Linked DNA regions of Homo sapiens: region 2 is linked to region 1. The links are chromatin loops, found by intact Hi-C in ENCODE. Cell type or tissue: Caco-2. All regions are shown on one strand.

Evidence for each region. A loop is a pair of places that touch in the nucleus more often than their neighbours do. Peaks named below come from ENCODE experiments on the same cell type or tissue, not always from the same donor. Only the 100,000 strongest peaks of a DNase experiment are listed, where the experiment ranks them.
Region 2: it touches region 1 in a loop (3-fold over the local background); 2 of 110 quality-filtered maps call a loop at or near these places.

The regions. Positions count from the first base shown.
Region 1 is chr7:29,118,714-29,121,213 of GRCh38, reverse strand. CPVL (carboxypeptidase vitellogenic like) reads left to right here. Exons shown (of 13, transcript NM_031311.5): 2 at 143-321. The coding sequence starts at 153. Among named protein-coding and RNA genes, the nearest start is that of CPVL, 27 kb to the left of the region's middle. In Caco-2, a CTCF peak has its summit at 1,206; no DNase peak of the experiment used is centred here.
Region 2 is chr7:29,608,906-29,611,405 of GRCh38, reverse strand. No RefSeq gene overlaps it. Among named protein-coding and RNA genes, the nearest start is that of PRR15, 46 kb to the right of the region's middle. In Caco-2, CTCF peaks have their summits at 1,271 and 1,473 (motif pointing right); DNase peaks (open chromatin) are centred at 1,495 and 2,015; H3K4me3 peaks cover 188 bases.

The DNA.
Region 1 (2,500 bases):
TTATGGTGCTATCCAAGGTCCTTGCAGAGGGCCTTTACACACAATATTTTTTTTAAGTGAATAAATGAATTTCTTGCATGTAAAAGGGCCAGGTAAATATTTACTCTTATGATTCATTTTTGGAATGCTGTTTTTATCCTAGACCCTGAGAGATGGTTGGTGCCATGTGGAAGGTGATTGTTTCGCTGGTCCTGTTGATGCCTGGCCCCTGTGATGGGCTGTTTCGCTCCCTATACAGAAGTGTTTCCATGCCACCTAAGGGAGACTCAGGACAGCCATTATTTCTCACCCCTTACATTGAAGCTGGGAAGATCCAAAAAGGTAAGTAAGTTTAATTAAATCAGAAAACCACTGGCATGAGTTCAACAGTTTCTCTTTTTTTTTTTTTTTTTTTTGAGACGAAGTCTCGCCTGTCACTAGGCTGGAGGTCAGTGGCGCGATCTCAGCTCACTGCAACCTCCGCCTCCCGGGTTCAAGCAATTCTCCTGCCTCAGCCTCCCAAGTAGCTGGGATTATAGGCACAAGCCACCATGCCCAGATAATTTTTGTATTTTTAGTAGAGAGGGGTTTCACCATGTTGGCCAGGATGGTCTCGATCTCTTGACCTCGAGATTCACCCACCTCGGCCTCCCAAAGTGCTGGGATTACAGCTGTGAGCCACTGCACCTGGCCAATAGTTTTTCTTAAAACAAGTAACCCATAGGATGCAAAATATATTTCAGTATTTTTACTCAGTTGTTTTATTTCAAATATATATATATATATTTTGTTTGTTTGTTTGTTTGTTTGTTTGAGACAGAGTCTTGCTCTGTTGCCCAGGCTGGAGTGCGGTGGCGCAATCTCTGCTTACTGCAACCTCTGCCTCCTGGGCTCAAGTGATTCTCCTGCCTCAGCCTCCTGAGTAGCTGGGATTACAGGTGCCCACCACCATGCCTAGCTAATTTTTGTATTTTTAGTAGAGATGGGGTTTCACCATGTTGGCCAGGCTAGTTTTGAACTCCTAACCTTTGGTGATCCACCCTCCTCAGCCTTCAAAAGTGCTGGGATTATAGGCATGAGCCACCGCACCCAGCCTATGTCAAATATTAATGACTTGATGTCATATGTTGTCTGAGTTTTTAGCTAAAATGAGAATTAGCCGGGGTTGAATTACCTGCATGGTTGAGTTGCAGCATTTTATTTATAAGACTAGTAGAGTGCCTGTCCCCCAGTGGTCACTTAATGCTAATACTATCCTTAAAACTTACTATGAGTCAATCACTGGTTCCAAGCTTTCTGCATGAACTTATTTAAACATCTCAACATCCCGGGGAGGTGGACCCATTTTACACATGTGAAACCAAGGCAGAAAGAGATTGAGCTACTAGCCAGAGTTCATGCAGATATCAGCTGGTGTGTAGGCTTCATACTCAGCCTCACTGCAGCCTCCCTGCTGTGCCCCGTTATCCAGCAAGTCTGGGCCTTAGTTTTCTCATTAAGATAAGATGGAGCTTTAACAACTTACCCAACTTACAGAGATGTTATGAAAATCCAATGAGATAAGGCACGTGAAAATCTTTTGTACTCTATAAGTTGTTCTCCAAATATGAGTGTTTGCAATTGGCTTTATTTAGAGATTGTGGGTTTTTCTATTGTTATTACCAATAGGAAAAAAGGTATCACTTAGTGTTATCAGAGGCTAAAATTTATGACCTGCATCTGCTCTTTTTTTTTTTTTTTTTTTTTTTTGAGACAGAATCTTGCTCTGTTGCCAGGCTGGAGTGCAGTGGTGCAGCCTCGGCTCACTGCGCTCTGCACCTCCTGCGTTCAAGCGATTCTCCTGCCTCAGCCTCCTGAGTAGCTGGAACTACAGGCATGTGCTACCACGCCCGGCTAATTTTTATATTTTTAGTAGAGATGGGATTTTGCCTTGTTGGCCAAGCTTGTCTCAAACTCCTGACCTCAAGTCATCTGCCTGCCTTGGCCTCCCAAAGTGCTGGGATTATAGGCGTGAGCCACTGCCCCCGGCCCTGTATCTGCTCTTAATGCTTCTTTGCGCTTAATCACTGTGCGAGTAAATGATTTCAACTTTCTGGACTTCAGTAGGTTCCTAAGCTATAAAACAGTAGACAGGTAGCTATTCTGAGGAGCTGTTTGCAAAGAGCAGCAGAAAAATGGGGTAGTGGCTGGAGGGAGCACTGGGGTCCAGGAAGGGTCTTTAACAGAATAGGAGAGAATGTTTGTTTGCTGATGGAAATGATGAGTGGGGAATTGGTTTGGTTTGGGGAACCATTGTTGGAGACTGTGTTTAAGAAGGTGAGAGACAGGGATCTGGCACACAGGGGCCCCAAGGTTGTCCCTTGTCACAGGTGGGAAGGCAGAGATGGTGCCTGTGAAGCTGGCAGGTTGGCAGATGTGATGGGAATGAAGAAGAACACCGGAAATTTTAGACAAATGGTCATTTTAAAGATCAAAAGCAAATCTAAATACTCTATAAAGAAGTTTAAAATAAAGCAAGTTT
Region 2 (2,500 bases), 490 kb before region 1:
CAGGGTGCTAGGCTATCAACACAAGCACAATGAGGAAGACTTCTCTTCCCCTCATAGCAGGAAAGAGGACAGCCATAAATATGTCCTGTGGGGTCTAGCAGGGCCCCTGTGAGGCTAGATGTGAGAAAGAACCCTTTCTGTGCCTCCCAGGGCCTGGTTGGCAGCTGCGCAGAAGGCTACTTCTCCTCAGGGCCACAGAGAGACGGGCCCTGAGGCAAAAGCCTTTGAGAGACCTTCATGGCAACCTGGAAGTTCACAGAATCCATTCTTAACCTCTTTCTTACACTCAGGCCAGGCCTCTGGCCCAGTGATTCTCACATTTAGTTCAAAGACCACTAGACTCCACCTGTACATCCGGGTGAGGGTCTTCTGAGGGAACTTCTGGTTTTGTTTATGTGGATTTACACAAGAGTCTTCTGTTGTCTAAGTTTAATAAACTTCAATGCTATTTCATCTAAAGCAGCCTATCTTTTTTTGGTTATTTTTTGGTAAATGTTGACATTTAATTGACTTCAATAATCTCAAAAACCACAATGGTGGAGGTGGTATTTTCTTTTCACTGTTGATGGAAAAAAGAGCTGAACACAGCTGGGTGCGGTGGCTCATACCTGTAATCCCAGCCCTTTGGAAGGCCAAGGCAGGTGGATCACCTGAGGTCAGGAGTTCAAGACCAGCCTGACCAAGATGGCAGAACCCTGTCTCTACTAAAAATACAAAAAATTAGCTGGGCATGGTGGCGGGCATCTGTAATCCCAGCTACTCAGGAGGCTGAGGCAGGAGAATTGCTTGAATCTGGGAGGCAGAGGTTGCAGTGAGCCAACATCATGCCACCGCACTCCAGCCTGGGCAATAGAGTGAGACTCCGCCTCTCCAAAAAAAAAAAAAAAAGAGCTGAACACAATTCTGGGACCAGAAATGTCAACACTCTTTCCACTTAAAAAATGAAGTATTAGGGAGATACTGTATTTATTATAAACAGATGTGGATCTTATACATTCTGTCAATTTTAACTGTGGAAATAGAAGTCCATCTATCTAAAACATGCACTACTGTCCAACTTTAAATTTATGAAACCTTTCTCTTACATCATTTCTGAACATCTTGGCATCTACTCAAAATCATGAGAAAGTATTACTCCTGCTAAATTCTGGTGTCCAAATTGTACAAACTGCATCTCTGTAGCTTTCTAGTTTCCTTCGTGTGTGTTGTGGAAAGAGTACTATTAATAGCTTTGGAGCAAGGGTTAGAATCCCAGTCCCACTCATTATTTCATCCCTCGGTGCCTCACTCCAGGGAGATTACAATATGTGAGGATTCAACAAGATCATGACAAAACACTTTGCAGGGCACAGGGACTGCCATGCCATGGAAGAAGAATATATTTACAAAACCAAACATTACCTTCCTCTGTGCGTTCGATGACCTGGGCTGCAGACCTTACTCTAGCAAACCGCTAGGTGGCACTAATTTGGGGACTCCTTCCTTTGCCGCCTAAAAGCATCCTGGAATTTACCACCATTCCGTCTCCTCAACGCTTGCCTAAGTGTTGGTGACTCAATCTGTGGATTCCACTCCAATTGGCTTAAGCCCAGTCATTTTGGGATGAATAATTGGCACTGCCATTACTCTAGGAACAAGGCACACATTCCATCTAGACCTGCAGGATAAGTAATACGGAATGTAGTCCGTGGAAAGAGACAGGTACAAAGAAGAGGAAAGAGACAAGGAGAGTGAAAGACAAGCAAAAAAGGAAGGATCCCTCCGAAGAGAGAGACTGAGTGATGGTCAGAGAAGGACAGAATAAAAGCATGATGGGGAAAAGGAAAGGGGAAGTGGGTTAATATTCAACTAAAAAAGGAGGGCTTTATTTTAATTTCTCATGCTAAGGAGCAAACAAACAAAAACACTGAAAGAGAGACTGCCTTTCCTTTGCAAACCAAGAGGCTTTGAGGGCTGTGTCCACAGAGCAGGTGAAGGCACCAGCTGCCCAGCTTGTGAATGCCAGAGATAAACAAACCACACCCAGTTGCCTTTCAACTATCCAAGATACCGTCTCCTCCCTGCGTTGCGGAGGTCGGATGACTGAGAACACAGCCTAGGGTCACTAAAAGGTCTGGAGTATGAGGGAAGGTACCCGTCCTTATTGTTCTTCACTCTGAAAATGCTGAGGCAGAAGCGATTCATGGGACATGAGAACTTTTTAGGCTCAAGGTTAATTCTTCAAGATAGTGAGCTGTCTGTCTCTGGGAAGATACAGACCAAGGATAGGACTGCCTGTTAGGATTCTAGGGGAGGAAGCCTGCCCTGAACCGAGCAAGAGGGTCTCCCAGACCGTCAGGGTCCTTTCTGAAGCCACCTTGTTTCCTATAAATATAAAAAACAGACCCAGCTGTGACAAGCTTCCTGGCTGTCTTTACCCACACCCCATCCACTTGGTGGTCTGAACTCGGGGCTGCAGGTAGGTACAGGAAGAAGAGGCTGTGGCCACTTAAGGTACGAA